Linked DNA regions of Homo sapiens: region 1 is linked to region 2. A link is a loop called in an ENCODE intact Hi-C map of the cell type or tissue named here. Cell type or tissue: mammary epithelial cell. All regions are shown on one strand. Links, peaks and the distances in the headings refer to the core of each region. The heading gives the core; the rest is flanking DNA.

Region 1 (5,000 bases), core at 1-5,000, 170 kb after region 2:
GAGATGATGAAATTTGGTATAAAATGTAGTTAAGAAATTTGTTTTGTTTCCTTTTAAAGAGTTGTTCTAAATATGTTTTGTACAAGGACTGCTTCAGCATCTAAGAATATCACCTTACACATTTATTTTTATTTAAAAAGAAAGCCACCCAATAAGAAAGCCACTGCATTAATAGGATAAATTAATGAGAATATCAAATCATAAATTTATGCCATAAGTAGAGCATTATAGGGTGCAAATACTATAATAAATGCTATAATATTATACTTCTACAATGTATAAGGAAAAGCCTTTATACGTGTGTAATATGCTCTTATATAACATGGATTAAGTACCTGTTTTTAATAGGTTAGCAAAATCTGATTCCCTCACACAGGCCACATTGTTTATAAGTATCTTTTAAATAAACAGCTGAGGAAATGACTAAATTTTTACTCCAGTTAAGTAAGTGAGCATGGAAGCCGTCTTTACCATGGTGGCGTCTTCTATTTTCAGTAAATTTGAACTTTATTTTATCAGTATTTCATGGTAAGAGTGACAAATATCAAAGCTTAGGATGTCCACTTCTAACAGGAGACCCTCCCCATTATAAGCGGGAATACAAAATCTTCACTTTCAGGTTGTGAAAAAGGATGAGGCGTCCTGAGTAGTTATAGCCTAGATTCCAAGTGCCTGAGTATTCTGGGGAACCCCAAGTCTTGATTGTAGCTTCATGGGCAGAACTGGTAGTGTTCCCAGGAGCCTGGGAGAAGCAAACATAAGGCATCTCAAAAGGAAGATGCCTTCCTTCTAGGCCCTAAATTGTTACAAATATTTTTTCAAGTAAAATAACCAACATTCAGTCAAAAATAAGCAGGTACTCAGGAAAATAATACAACATGATTGAGAACAGATAACACAAACAGATTCTGAGACATCTCAAGTACTGGCATAGTTACACACAATTTCTAAAATAATTATACTTTCTATTTTTTAAGAAATAAAGGCCAGACGCAGTGGCTCATGCCTGTAATCTCAGCACTTTGGGAGGCCGAGGCGGGTGGATCACGAGGTCAGGAGTTTGAAACCAGCCTGGCTAATATGGTGAAACCCCATATCTACTAAAAATACAAAAATTAGCCGGGTCCGGTGGCGGGTGCCTGTAGCCCCAGCTACTTGGGAGGCTGAGGCAGGAGAATCGCTTGAACGTGGGAGGCAGAGCTTGCAGTGAGCCGAGATAGTGCCACTGCACTCTAGCCTGGGTGACAGAGCGAGACTCTGTCACAAAAAAAAAAAAAAAAAGAAATAAAAGACAAATTTGAATATACTTGCAAGGAATAAGAAACTGTCAAATATGACCTAGGAAATTTGTAAAATGAAAAGATACATCTTGAACTGAACTATGATAAAAAAAATTGAAAATGTCATGGACAAGTTTAAGAGTAAATAGAGTTGAAGATAGAATTAGTAAGCCAGAAGATAAGACAGAAGGAATTAACCCAAGTATAGCATAAAGAACATATATAACCCAAATATAGCATATAGCACAAAATTAAAAATACAAAGAATATGAAGCATAGAGGATAGAATGAAAACATCCCATGTATTTTACTTGTAGTTGTAGAAGGAGGAGAGAGAAAATTGAAGTAGAGACAACAGTTGAAGGGTTGATCACTGGAAAATTTTCAGAACCTGTTGTAAGACATCAAATCAGAGGTTAAAGTCTAATAACTTCCAAAAGGATACATTAGAAGAAATATGGAAAATTTTTGCCAGATAAAGAGAAAATTTTCTTCAAAGGAAGATGAGTTACACTTACAGATGACTACTCAACTTCGTGCTCTGAAGGAAAATAACTACCAACTAATAACTAGAATCATAAATTGTACACTAAATAAAAATATCTTTTAAGAATGTTAGTAGGCTGGGCATGGTGACTCATGCCTATAATCCCAGCACTTTGGAAGGCCAAGGCAGGTGGATCACTTGAGCCCAGCAGCTGGAGACCAGTCTGGGTAACATGGTGAGGGAAAAAAATTAGCAGGGCATGATGGTACATGCCTGTAGCCTCAGCTACTTGGGATGCTGAGGTGGGAGGATCACCTGAGCCTGGGGAGTTCAAGGCTCCAGTGAGCCGTGATGTGCCACTACACACTCCAGTCTGGGTGACAGAATTAAATAAAATTAGTTTCATTATTTAAGTCAACAGAAATTATCCAACCCATCATTAATCATACCAAGTACTGAAAAGAAAAAAAATGCCCCAATATATCTAGCAGGTAGTTAAGTTAAAAGTTACCTTATTGCAAGCAAAAGTTAAAAGTTTTTTAAAGAAGCCTGAGCAATATAGGGAGACCCTGTCTCTATAAAAAATTTAAAGATTTAAAAAAAAATGGTAGTGCACACCTCTAGTCTCAGCTACTTCGGAGGTTGAGGCAGGAGGATTGCTTGAACCCGGCAGTTTGAGGCCGCAGTGAGCAGTGATTGTGCCACTGCATTCTAGCCTGAGTGATAGAGTGAGACACTATATCCAAAAAAAAAAAAAAAAAGTTTACTAAACATTTTAGGAAATTAATTTTTTAAATCATTCTATTTTGCTGGAAAAACACCAATACACCAATCTTTGAATAATTTTTAACAATTTAATTGCATTGCTATTATGTATTTATATAAGTGGTAATTTGTATATGTAATTTGATACATCACAGTTTATATAATTAAAAATTAATTTAAAAAGCAGATGAAATTATAAGATTAACTTAAATACCAAGTCTTTAAAATTCTAATTTAACTTTTAACTGAAACGTTTTTAGTCATCTGTAAACTTGCATTGAACTAAAAAAGTAAGCTTTATATACTCTATAAAAACATGGATATACATAACATTACATAAATAGACTATCTGTGATATTACAATTTTACAAAGGAATGAATAGGAGAACATTTCCGAAAAGGCTCCTAAGGGTTGAAAATGGAAATAAAAAGGGTTGATAAACATTGGGTTAGAAATAGGTATATAGGTAATAAAACTATAAAGAAAAGGAGAGAAATTACTGCTATACATTCAGGATATTTCTTGAGGTAAGGGTAGGAGCTGGGTGCTTCTAGAGTGTTGACTATGGTCTGTTTCTTCACCTGGGTGGGCCACTCAGGTGTAGTTTATATGTTCATGTTTTGTTAACTTTTCTGTATGATTGTTATTAAATATATTTCACAATGAAAAAGTTAAAGTAACATGTAGATATTAGTTTAAAATATAGAAATGCAGATTATTTAGATTTTATATACTTAGGATTGTGAATTAAATCTCCAACTTAGTAAGTTTCTTAATTAAAATAATAGATGTTGATTGATGAAAGTGAACAAAAACGGAAATGCCAGTTTTGTTTTTTGTTCAGATGGGCGCAGTTCTTCATCCACCCACTAATGATCAGAGATGCAATTGACCGTGAAGTTGAAGCTGTTGATAGTGGTAAGAGGAGTACTTTATGTGTAACTACAGTTTTTTCCTTCATGAAACCAGTTACTTATTACATTTATCCTTCTTTATCTCTAGACCATTTTATCTTTATATTTTAAAGGACTAAATTGAAATATGTGTTATGTTTGTTCCTGAAGTCATTAAACATCTAATTCAGTGTAGATTTGAAGTAAATGAAAAGGATGGTGGATTTTAGTTTTTTCATCCTTTGTTTTTCGAAGGTTTTACCATAGGGGCTAATCTTTTGAGATTCAAAGATTGAAGACTATAAAGGAAAAGAATGTGCTTATATAGGGTGAGGCTTCATTATAGATCTGTGCTATAAATATTCCTTAATTACATAGTACCAATAAATATCACCATTGTATATTATCCCTGCTTGATTTATTTAAGTATTAGAAGCATTTAATACTAGACTTGAGGGGACTTCCAGTTCATATAGGTTAGGCTTGGCTTATAGCCACTGCAAGTCTCTGTATTTGTTCCACTTTTTGTAGTATTTCCCTCCTTGGTTTGATGCAGTGTCTAGTTCTAATAATGATGTAAAGCATTTACTAGGCTGAGTAAACTACAGATGGCTAGAGTGATCTATCTGGAAGTCAACAGACCCCTGTTTAACTTACAGAAGTGTCTAGCTGTGGCATTCAGTTTATTTGTAAAAAAGGATGGAATGGTTAAGCTCCTCCTAGCTGTAGTAGCTCCTTGGAAATCAAGGATTTATTTTCTTTATTTTTTTACTTGCCTACCACAGTGTCTGTTTTACCTTAAACCCAGTTAAATACCTGTTGAATGGATGAAAAAACAAAACAACTAAGGATAACTAAAAGCACTTTTCATATTTTGAGACTCAAGAACTGTTATCTGTGTCTTAAATGCTTTCTAGTATGTTTTTCTTTATACAGTTTCTAGAGTGGGTTGACACCAGTGTTTAAACAAGCAGACCTTTAATTAGATTTTACAATTTTAAGCCAGAATATATTTTATTATGCTTTGAAAAATTATGCTGAAAGAAATATATATGTATATACACACACAGTATGGAGTTTTGGTTTATGCTGAACTAAAGTAAAAATTCTGTTGTGCTTTTGTTCATGATCTGCCTGCTTCGGCCTCCCAGAGTGCTGGGATTACAGGTGTGAGCCACTGCGCCCGGCTGATAAATTATTTTTAATAATTGACTTTTTATTTTAATGATGGTTTATACTCACATAAACATATATAATTGCCTGCATAGTATGTCTTAGTGATTGAGATGAAAGGCATGTCCAATGCCTTTTTAAATCTTAATTATGTGTCAAAGTGCAGTCTCTATTTTTATTTACTTACTTCTTCATTTTTAATGTTTGTTTCCTTTCCAAATATGGTCTCTAAGTGTTCAGATATTTATACTCTATTTTTATCAGTTGCAAGGGGTCTTAAATCACTTTTCGTAGATATGTTTACATGTCTGCTATATTACCTGTTATTGCAGAAACATGGTGGCTTAAAATAAAACATTTATTTTCTTACAGTTTTGGAGGAATGGAATCAGGTACGTTAG
Region 2 (11,700 bases), core at 3,133-8,132:
CCGAACTAACTTTGGAGGAACTTAGTTTATAGTTTAACTTTGAAACAAAGACGATTACAGCCCTTTTCCAAAACAAACCCCCTCTTCCTTGGGGACTAGACTGCCTTTGTAGGACTAACAAAGTAGTCAAAGGATTAGAAATTATGGTTTAGGTGGAGTCATGCAGCTGGAGGCTATAAGATTCTGACCCTCCCCAAATTGCCCCTGGGGATAACATCATTATTATAAAACCTCACATCAGTGCTTGAGATATTTTGCAGACCCTGCACTTGATGGATCAGCTGGCACCACCCAGATCGATAAAATGGCTAATCTGGTCTTGAGGTCCCCACCCAGGAACTGACTCAGCAAAAGAAGACAGCTTTGACCACCTATGATTTCATCTCCAACCAAGCCAATCAGCAGTCCCAACTCACTGGCCTCCCCCACCCTCCAAATTATCCTTAAAAATTCTGATCCCAGAATGCTTGGGGAGACTGATTTGAGTAATAATAAAACTCCAGTCTCCTGTACAGATGGCTGTACATGAATTACTCTTTCTCTATTGCAATTCCCCTTTCTTGATAAATCAGCTCTTGTAGGGGTGGGTTGCCCCTCCACACCTGTGGGTGTTTCTCGTAAGGTGGAACGAGAGACTTAGGAAAGAAAAAGACACAGAGACAAAGTATAGAGAAAGAAATAAGGGGACCCGGGGAACCAGCGTTCAGCATATGGAGGATCCCGCCAGCCTCTGAGTTCCCTTAGTATTTATTGATCATTCGTGGGTGTTTCTCGAAGAGGGGGATGTGTCAGGGTCACAAGACAATTGTGGGGAGAGGGTCAGCAGACAAACACGTGAACAAAGGTCTTTGCATCATACACAATGTAAAGGATTAAGTGCTGTGCTTTTAGATATGCATACACATAAACATCTCAATGCTTTACAAAGCAGTATTGCTGCCCGCAGGTCCCACCTCCAGCCCTAAGGCGGCTTTTCCCTATCTCAGTAGATGGAGCATACAATCGGGTTTTATACCGAGACATTCCATTGCCCAGGGACCGGCAGGAGACAGATGCCTTCCTCTTGTCTGAACTGCAAGAGGCATTCCTTCCTCTTTTACTAATCCTCCTCAGCACAGACCCTTTACGGGTGTCGGGCTGGGGGACGGTCAGGTCTTTCCCTTCCCACGAGGCCATATTTCAGACTATCACATGGGGAGAAACCTTGGACAATACCTGGCTTTCCTAGGCAGAGGTCCCTGCGGGCTTCCGCAGTTTTTGTGTCCCTGGGTACTTGAGATTAGGGAGTGGTGATGACTCTTAAGGAGCATGCTGCCTTAAGCATCTGTTTAACAAAGCACATCTTGCACCGCCCTTAATCCATTCAACTCTGAGTTGACACAGCACATGTTTCAGAGAGCACGGGGTTGGGGGTAAGGTTATAGATTAACAGAATCTCAAGGCAGAAGAATTTTTCTTAGTACAGAACAAAATGGAGTCTCCTATGTCTACTTCTTTCTACACACACACAGTAACAATCTGATCTCTCTTGCTTTTCCCCACAAGCTCTGTCTAGGCAGCGGGCAAGGTCAACCCATTGGGTGGTTACAAAGTGGGCACAGGAAGATTGTGGATTATGTGAGTTATCTGCACAGGAGGGCTATGTGTCCTGGACCATGAAGAAAGGCAGACTTAGGGCTTATCTGCCTTGTCTTTTTGCTTTTCCCTGCTCCGCCAGCCTAACGCCTTTTCCCTAATTCGGACTCCACAATTAGGTTAAGATTCTGTGGGTGTGTTGCGGTAAACTGAGGAACAGAGAGACTGATATGGGAAACCAGGAGGATATTTATTTTAAGGTACACACCAGCTCAGTGGATTCACATCCAAAAACCTGAGCCTTGAACAAAGACAGAGCAGGGTTTTTATAAGCAGGCTTACAAAAGCAAAACAAAGGCAGTTAATCATACAGTGCATAACTTGTGGCCTTGCATAGCTGGTGGCCTTGTAGCTGCGTCGAAAGAAAAACAAGAACTGGCTAAATACAGACATTTGTAAAACATAGTCATGCTTAAGAAGCCAGGGAAAGGAGTAACAGTAAAGGAATTTGTCTTCCTCTCTTTTTTTTTCCGTCAACCTTGCTCTGGAGGGAGGGGGTGGTGTCTGGAGCCCATTCCTTTGGCCTTGGTTTTTCTGAGTGTTATCTTATAACTGTCCTTGAAGTGAGCTGCTAAGCAGAGGAAAACTTGTTCTTCTTTTCTTTTTCTTTTTTTTGAGACAGAATCTTGCTCTGTCACCAGACTGGAGTGCAATGGCATGATCTCGGCTCACTGCAACCTCTGACTCCTTGGTTCAAGGGATTCTCCCACCTCAGCCTCCCGAGTAGCTGGGATTACAGGCACACACCACCACACTCAGCTAAGTTTTTGTATTTTTAGTAGAGACAGGGTTTCACCATGTTGGCCAGAATGGTCTCGATCTCCTGACCTCATGATCCACCCACCTCGGCCTTCCAAAGTGCTGGGATTACAGGCGTGAGCTACCATGCCCTGCCTTCTTCTTTTCTTTTTTAACCCTTGCCTTGCCACATTCTGGGCCTTAGCTTTTACTTTTCTTGGAGTGAATAAATGCAGCACTTATTATTTTTTAATTTCTGGCTCAGGTGGAGTGAAAGAAATACAAGTTCAAAGGGAAACGAAATGATGTAAAATTTCCAGCTATTAACAAGGACTTGTGCATGTATTAGTTTTAAGTGGATAATCTGGGTATCAAATTTCTGTCGTATTTAAAGTGTAGTGTATACATATTGAAAAGTGAGGCCGGGCGCGGTGGCTCACGCCTGTAATCCCAGCACTTTGGGAGGCCGAGGAGGGCAGATCACGAGGTCAGGAGATCGAGACTATCCTGGCTAACACGGTGAAACCCCGTCTCTACTAAAAATACAAAAAATTAGCCGGGCGTGGTGGTGGGCGCCTGTAGTCCCAGCCACTCGGGAGGCTGAGGCAGTAGAATGGCGTGAACCTGGGAGGCGGAGCTTGCAGTGTGCCGAGATAACGCCATTGCACTCTGGCCTGGGTGACAGAGCAAAAATCTATCTCAAAAAAAAAAAAAAATCACTCCTTGTTATACATGGTGTCCATTCCCCATTCGTATTTTATTATTATTATTTTTTTGAGACAGAGTCTCGCTCTGTTGGCCAGGCTGGAGTGCAGTGGCGCAATCTTGGCTCACTGCAACCTCCGCCTCCCGGGTTCAAGCAATTCTCATGCCTCAGCCTCCTGAGTAGCTGGGAGTACAGGTGCATGCCACCACGCCCAGCTAATTTTTGTATTTTTATTAGAAATGGGGTTTCACCATGTTGGCCAGGCTGGTCTTGAACTTCTGATCTCAGATGATCCACCCACCTCAGCCTCCCAAAACGCTAGGATTACAGGCATAGCCACCATGCCCAGCCACCCCATTCATATTTTAAAGTCCTAATCCAAGTACTTCAGAATGTGACTGCATTTGGAGATGAGGTCTTTAAAGAGGTAATGACGTTAAAATGAAGTCATATAGGTGGGCCCTAATGCAATAGCACAAGCATCCTTATCAGAAGAGGAGGTTGGGACATAGTTGAACACGGAGGGAAGACCACTGGAAGACACAGGGAGAAGTAGGCCATCTACAAGCCAAGGAGAGAGGCCTCAGAAGAAACCAATCATGTTCTCAGACTTCTAGCCTCCAGACTTAGAAAACAAATTTTTGTTGTTTAAGCTACCCTGTCTGTGTTACTTAGTTATGGCAGCCCTAGCAAATGAATTCACTCCTTTTCACCCCCATCATTACTACCATGGTCTAAACCATCAGCATTTGTTGCCTAGACACTTTCAGTGTAAGATCCACCATCGGGATGGCGCTTTTATCTGTCTTCTTGTTCACTGATATGCCTTCAAAACCTAGTATATTGAATGTCATGAAGATATTGTGAAAGAGGCCAGGCTCGGTGGTTCACACCTGTAATCCTAGCACTTTGGGAAGCTGAGGCGGGTGGATCACCTGAGGTCAGGAGTTCGATACCAGCCTGGCCAACATGGTGAAACCCCGTCTCTACTAAAAATACAAAAATTAGCTCGGCATGGCAGTGTGCACCTATAACCCCAGCTACTTGGGAGGCTGAGGCAGGAGAATCACTTGAACGCTGGAGGCAGAGGGGTTGCAGTGAGCCAAGGTCTTTTTTTTTTTTTTTGAGACAGAGTCTTGCTCAGTCACCCAGGCTGGAGTGCAGTGGCGTGATCTCAGCTCACTGCAAGATCCACCTCCCAGGTTCACGCCATTCTCCTGCCTCAGCTTCCTGAGTAGCTGGGACTACAGGCACCCGCCACCACGCCTGGCTAATTTTTTTTGTATTTTTAGTAGAGATGGGGTTTCACCATGTTAGCCAGGATGGTCTCGATCTCCTGGCCTCATGATCCACCCGCCTCAGACTCCCAAAGTGCTGGGATTACAGGCGTGAGCCACCATGCCCGGCTGCCAAGGTCTTGCCACTGCACTCCAGCCTGGGTGACAAAGCAAAACTCTGTCTTAAAAAAAAAAAAAGGATATTGTAAAAGAAAGAAAGAAAAAACAAAACCTAGTGTATAGGACCTGGTGTGTGTGTGTGTGTGTGTATTATATACATGTGGTGTATGTATATATATATATATAAATATATATAGCCATCCCACAAGTATTTATTGAATATATATGTATATATATAATGTCTGAGGTCCAAAAGTAGTACAAAGGAAGGGGTGATTAAATTATCTCCAAGTAAGTTGGATGGGATGACAGGATGTGTAGGAAGGAATTTTCTAGATTAGGAAGGGGTATTGAGGAAGTCACCTAAGAAAGAGACAAAGGCTTGGGCAAAAATGCTGAGATTTAAAGCAATTTCTGAGAACTCTAAGTCATTCCGTGTGGCCAGAGCACAAGGACCAAGGGGATTAGTTGGTTGAAAATAAAGTTGAAGATAAAAGAATTTAATCATATTTGCTAAGGAGGTTGGATTTTATCCTGTAGTACAATCAATATCACTGACTTTTTTCCAGTTTTTCCATTTAGATCTGTTTTGTACTTTATTATCCACGAATACCTGGAGAAGTCATTTAACCTTGCTGAGTTTCAGTTTTCTCTTCTGTTGAATGGTTGATGAGACATGAGATAATATATGGAAGTTACCTCAGAAGGTTCCCGGAATATAGCAGGTGCTTAACAAACACTAGTTCCCTGCCATTCAGCCCATATAACCAGGTTGATTTCAGCACCATGGTTACTGGTCAGTCCAGAGAGAGTACAGTTCCAATTTCGGACACAAGAGGGAGTATGAGACTTACCTTTGCCGAAGGTCACAGGCTTGCCTAACAGCCTCCCTTACTTAGCAAGCCCTCCAGGAAAGACAAATAGGAGACATTCTTCCAAAATTAGAAAGGCATCTGTCTTATTTTTGTTTTTCTGAGAAACAGAGGGTCTCACTCTGTCACCCAGGCTGGAGTGCAATGGTGCAATCACTCCTCAACCTCCCTGGGCTCAGGTGATCCTCCCACCTCAGCCTTCTAAACAGCTGGGACTACAGGTGCACCTGTAGGTCACCACACCCAGCTGACTTTTGTATTTTGTAGAGATGGGGTTTCGCTATGTTGCCCAGGATGGTCTCAAACTCCTGGGCTCAAGCAATCCCCCTGCCTCGGCCTCCAAATCACAGGGATTACAGGCATGAGCCACCGCACCCGGCCTACTCTGACTTGTTTTATAGATACTAAGCCATTGGTAACCGTTCTTCATTCCCTGGACACATATTTGAAGGTGGACTCATTGGCAAGCATAATGTACTTAGTTATCATGCTGAAAGTAGCTGATGTTATTCAATAGTCTAGTATGCACCACCTATTTTACATACATTATCATCTTTAATTTAACTCTCAATGAGCCAGTGAAATAATCCTTATCCTCATTTTACAGATAAGCAACCTATGGTCTAGAGAAATTCAATCACATAATTAGTGAATGGTAAAAGTTGGATTTGAACCCAGAACTGCCTGTTTCCAAAACTTAAGTTTATTATATTATATTAATTAATTAATTTAATGTATTTATGTATTTGAGATAGGGTCTCACTCTGTTGCCCAGGCTGCAGTGAAGTGGCACAATCAGGGCTCACTGCAGTCTCGACCTCCTGGGCTCAAGTTAACCTCCCACCTCAGCCTCCTGAGTAGTTGGGACTCTAGGTACGTGCCACCAAGCCTGGCTAATTTTTTTTATTTTTAGTCAACATGGGGTTTCGTCATGTTGCCCAGACTGGTCTTGAACTCCTGGATTCAAGCAATCTGCCCACTTTGACCTCCCAAAGTGCTGGGATTACAGATGGAAGCCACCGCACCCCGACGATTATACTTATTTTAATTCAATTCCCTCATTTAACAGAGGTCATCCAGAAAGGGGTCTGGTCAGTGGTGGATGATGTGAGACCAAGGAAGAACTTTGTGCCTAGGGTGAGCACAATTTTTTTTTTTAAGATGGAGTCTAGCTCTGTCACCCAGGCTGGAGTGCAGTGGCACAATCTAGGCTCACTGCAACCTCTGTCTCTTGGGTTCAAGTGATTCTCGTGCCTCAGCCTCCCACGTAGCTGGGACTACAGATGCACGCCACCATGCCAGGCTAATTTTTGTATTTTTAATAGAGATGAGGTTTCACCATGTTGTTCTGGCTGGTCTCGAACTCGTGAGCTCAAGAGATCCTCCCACCTCGGCCTCCCAAAATGCTGGGATTACAGGCATGAGCCACTGTGCCCAGCCAAGGGGGGAAGGTTCTAGTTAGTTGTTTACCCGTTGTCTTGCCCTGGGAAAACCACTTGTTCTCTCTGCATCTTAATTTCCTAAATCATCTCTAAAATGGATTGATTCTTTTTCATCCATCAGGTCTCAACTAAAATGTCACTTCCTCAGAGAGGCTGTCCCTGTTTAATCATCCTAAGATAATCATCTCTTCGGCATATTTCCTTAAATATGGTTATCACCATCTGAAATTATCATAGATAATTTGTGTACTTATTGTTTGTCTCTTCTCTGCAGATTCCTAATTTCTGTCTGAGCAGAGGTTCTGCCTGTTTAGTTCACGTTTGTGTACTCTGTGCTTAGTACAATGCTTGGCACATACTAAGTGATCAACACATCTTTGTGCAATGAATGAACGAATAATATAATGATGAAGAACTAGGACCAGAGGGTGGAAGCTACAAACAGGCAGATTTTAGCAGAGGACTTTACTAACAATAAGGGTTATCCCAAGGCAAGGTGGTCTGCCCTAGAGAAGGTGGTCTCCCCATCCTTGGAAGTGAGCAGATTAGGGCTATAGAGGGGGCCCCATGTTGGTTTGGTGGAGGGTTGATTTGAGGTTCCTCTGGCTCCTCATTAAAACCTTGATTAAGTTTTAAACTAATACTCCGATAACAGGATGCTATCCAGTCATTGTGTTAAATTATGGAATGGGTATTCTCTCTGTTTAATAACTGGAATAAAAGAGGCCCAAAGGGCCAGGGAAGCAGACACAGGGGACGGATAGTGCTAGATTCTGCTTCTGGGCTCTGTGGGAGAGGCCTGACTGAGACAGTAATGGCCTCTATTAAATTTAAATACAATAAATAAAGTATAATAATTATTTCCAGAGCAGTTGCTGCTTTTACCACCATTCCCCTTCTTCTGGCCCCTCTGTCCCCATGACTGTCTCTTTTGTTCTCTTTCACACAGCAAATGACACTACCCAAGTTAGAAAGCTCTCCTGGTTGCCTCAATTTTCTTTTGCCTCATCTACATCCAATCAGTCACCAAATCTTGTTTCTTTCATGTCCCAGTGCATTTCCCAGCTCAGGTCTTATAATCTCTCTTTCTTTTGTTGTTGTCGAGGTGGGGTCTCGCTTTGTTGCCCAGGCTGGTCTCAAACTCATGGATTCAAGCGGTCCTCTGGCCTCAGCCTCCTGAATAGCTGCGACTGTAGGCGCATGCCACTGTTCCTAGCTATTTTGTTTTGTTTTGTTTTTTGGAGGTAGAGTCTTGCTCTGTCGCCCAGGCTGGAGTGCATGATCCTGGCTCACTGCAACCTCTGCCTCCTGGATTCAAGTGATTCTCTTGCCTCAGCCTCCCAAGCAGCTGGGACTACAGGCTTGTGCTACCACGCCCGGCTAATTTTTTGTATTTTTAGTAGAGACGGGTTCTCACCATGTTGCCCAGGCTGGTCTTGAACTCCTGAGCTCAGGAAATCTGCCCACCTCGGCCTCCCAAAGTGCTGGCATCACAGACATGAGCCACTGCACACAGCCAGCTGAGCTATTTTGAAGTCACTCCACCAGCATTTTCTCTGGTGTCCCTGCTCCCAGTATCTTGGAACCTCCAATTCAATCCCTATTGTGCAGGCTATAAGATCTTTTTAAAACACAACTTTTGCCAAGTCTTCCCCTCGGATAAAGGCCTGTAACAGCCCTGCACTGCCCTGATCATGGAATCCATTGTGCTTAGCATGGCCACCGAGGCCTTGCCTGACCTCTGGCTCCGACTTAGCTCTTCTGCCTCACTCATCACTTGCTGCTCTGCCCATTATGCCTATGCTTCTAGAGACTCCAAGTTCTCTGAAGACTTCACATTATTTCACACCCTTTGGGCCTTTGTTCATGCTGGCCCATCTGCCTAGGTGGCTTCTCCATGCATTTAACTCCTACTTTTCCTTGGGGCTCAGTTTAATTAATTCTTAAGTCTACATCCCAGGACCTAGCACGGGGCCAGGTCTAACATCTCAGGTTCCTCTCTGCTGATCTGTCCCACTGTGAGAAAATAGTCATGTCTCACCAAATCTCTTATTGTGGCTAATTTGAGTCCTGGTTTTCCTTGCTTTCAGTAGCTAAGAAACCATGGGCCAGTTACTACTTGCTCACATCTAAGATGGCATGAATCAGTCCCAACTTCACAGGTTCATTGTGAAAGTTAAATGAGATGGCAGATATGAGAAGAAATCCTTTGTTAATACTTATGTACTTATTTATTCAGCATCAGTATAAGTATTTAATATTTATATACTTATCCCTGAGCTCTTCTAAGAATGGTTTAGGAGGCCCTGTGTTGGGTACTAGTATGGCCTTTCCTCTTGTGGAGTACAGATTAGTGGATCTTATAGTCTACTGTCCTGCACCAGACACTGAGTTCCTTGGGTCAGGGACCATATGTTATTCGTCTCTGCACAGCAGGTGTTCGGGAGATATTTGCTAGCTGGGTGAGTGAACCAGCGATTTATTGAATAAATGACTGAATGGCATTCTAGGTAGAGAGAAAAAAACAGATGCAAATTCACAAAGATGTTATGGAGCAGGCCACATTCAAAGAACTGCAAGTAGTTTAATGTCGTGGGAGCTCAGGGTGTGAAGGGGGTGTGACCAGCAGTGAGGCTGGAGGGTAGATGAGACCAGATCACCAGGGGCCATTAGGCTTATTAAACAGATAAGCTTCTGAGTAGGGCAATGGGAGGTTTCAAGCTGGCTTTAGGAAGCGTCCTATGTTGCAGTGTGGAGTGCGGACTAACGGCAGATTGGAGGCTATTGCAGGAGCAGGATAGTGAGGAGACTGTGGCTATGGAATGAAGAGTTCCTGGGAAGTAGAATGGGCTGGGCTTGGTGAAGCATTGGCAGGGTTGGGGTGGGGAGGGAGGGGTGGTGGGTGGTACCGGGGTTCTGACCATTCACATGTTGAATGTTTCCCCTGTGTGTGTCTCAGATTCCACCCCTGCTGACAGTGTGTGCCCTGGCGATGGAGCAGTGTCCTTGTTGCAGATTTGAACCACTTTCACCTCGTAAACAGCAGCTGGTGAGAGGAATGGACTTGCACATTCATTCGTTTTACAAATGAAGAAACTGAAGCACAGAGAAGGAAGGAATGATTTGTGCAGGAGGTGGTATTTGAGATACTCATCATTTTCTCTCATTACCCACATTTGTTTCTACTCCTGTAGTAGTTTGGTTAAAGGCAATAGACTCCTTGTTCCTTATATTGTGCCTTTTTGTGATGTGACTTCGCTCTTCTTCCCAATCAAAAGTGGAATTTATTTCTTCCACCCCTTAAATCTGGACTGGGCTTGTGACTTGATTTGGTTAATATAATGCAGCATATGTGAGGTCGTGCGATTTCTAAGGCTTGGTCTTTAGAGATTGTGTCTTCTGCCTTTATACTCTTGGAATGCTGCCTTGAGACCACCATGTAAGCTGGTCTAGCCTACTAGTGGATGAGAGGTCACATGCAGAAAAACTGGGGTGCCAGTCCTCAGCTGGCACTGATTGCCAGACTTATGAATAAGGACATCTTAGACCTTCCAGGCCAGCAGCCCTTCCAACTGAATGCAGCTCCTGAATGATCGCAGGTGAAACCAGCAAAGGAGGCAGTTAGCCACTCACAGAATTATGAGAAATAGTGAATTATTGCTGTTTTAAGCCACTAAACTTTTGGGAGTGTTTTTTAAATGCAGCAATAGATAACAGAAACAACTTCTTTGCTTCCTGTTTCAGTAAATGGTTTTATTATCTACCTGGTTGTTTAGGCTGGTGCCCTTTTCTTTATATCTCACATTTAATCTGTCACCAAGTCCAGGGAACTTTACCTCCTAAATATATATCAAATCCCTCTGCTTTCTACCTTTCCCATTGCTATGACATTAGCTCAGGTCCTAGTCATCTCTTATCTAGATTATTACAGCAATCTCTATTGTTTTCTCTGTCTCCTATCTCTCTGCTCCCTATCCTTCCCATCCAATCTGTTGTATTCCCCTGCCACAGGCAGAGCTATCTTTCTCACAAGAATATGTAACCATGTTACTCCATTGCTTAAAATCTTTTTGTTTGCAAGGTAAGCTCCCAAATCCCTAATATGATGTACAAGGCCTTGGACCATCTGGCCTCTTCTTCTCTTTCCTCCCCGATCTTCCATCACTCCTCTCATTGAATCCTACATTTCTCAGCTGTTTCACAGGTACCTGCTTCAGCTACCCTATTGCATGGAGCAATCTATTGAATGGGTTGGATGGAAATGTCTGACCTGTCAACACATCTGAGTTCCTAAGCTGGCCATGAGGGACTCACACTAGGGTAAATATTCACCTTGTGAAAATTTGAACATTCCAAACGACATCCGCTTGTGCCATTTTCTAAGCCACTGATTATCATTCAATAAAAAGCTGACACCTGCGATCTTAGCTTCTTGGAAGGCTGAGGTGGGAGGATTGCTTGAGACCAGGAGTTCAAGATCAGACTGGGCAATATAGGAAGACCGCCCCCCCCCCCAACCCTAATAACAACAACAAAAGAGCATCAATTCTATACTTCTTATAAAACTAGGAGTTGGAGAAGGCTGATTACTCTGGCAACTACAAAAGGAAATTTTGTTGTAGGACTCTATTATTTATTTATTTATTTATTTTTGAGACAGGGTCTCTCTCTGTCACCCAGGCTGGTATGCAGTGGCATGCTCTTGGCTCACTGCAATCTCTGCCTCCCAGGTTCAAATGATTCTCTTGCTTCAGCCTCCCGAGTAGCTGGGACTACAGGCGTGCACTACCATGCCCAGCTAATTTTTTGTATTTTTAGTAGAGATGGGGTTTCACTATGTTGGCCAGGCTGGTCTCGAACTCCTGACCTCAGGTGATCTGCCCGCCTCGGCCTCCCAAAGTGCTGGGATT

Evidence for each region. Hi-C counts contacts between places; a loop is a spot of excess contacts. Peaks named below come from ENCODE experiments on the same cell type or tissue, not always from the same donor. Only the 100,000 strongest peaks of a DNase experiment are listed, where the experiment ranks them.
Region 1: it touches region 2 in a loop (9-fold over the local background); 10 of 110 quality-filtered maps call a loop at or near these places.

Annotation. Positions count from the first base shown.
Region 1 is chr1:51,826,247-51,831,246 of GRCh38, reverse strand. It overlaps NRDC (nardilysin convertase), which reads left to right. Exons shown (of 31, transcript NM_001101662.2): 5 at 3,378-3,451. Among named protein-coding and RNA genes, the nearest start is that of MIR761, 7.7 kb to the left of the region's middle. In mammary epithelial cell, for the core only: no CTCF peak of the experiment used is centred there; a DNase peak (open chromatin) is centred at 2,006.
Region 2 is chr1:51,996,088-52,007,787 of GRCh38, reverse strand. No RefSeq gene overlaps it. Among named protein-coding and RNA genes, the nearest start is that of RAB3B, 11 kb to the right of the region's middle. RefSeq lists enhancers at 257-551, 2,185-3,029. In mammary epithelial cell, for the core only: a CTCF peak has its summit at 5,307; a DNase peak (open chromatin) is centred at 5,307.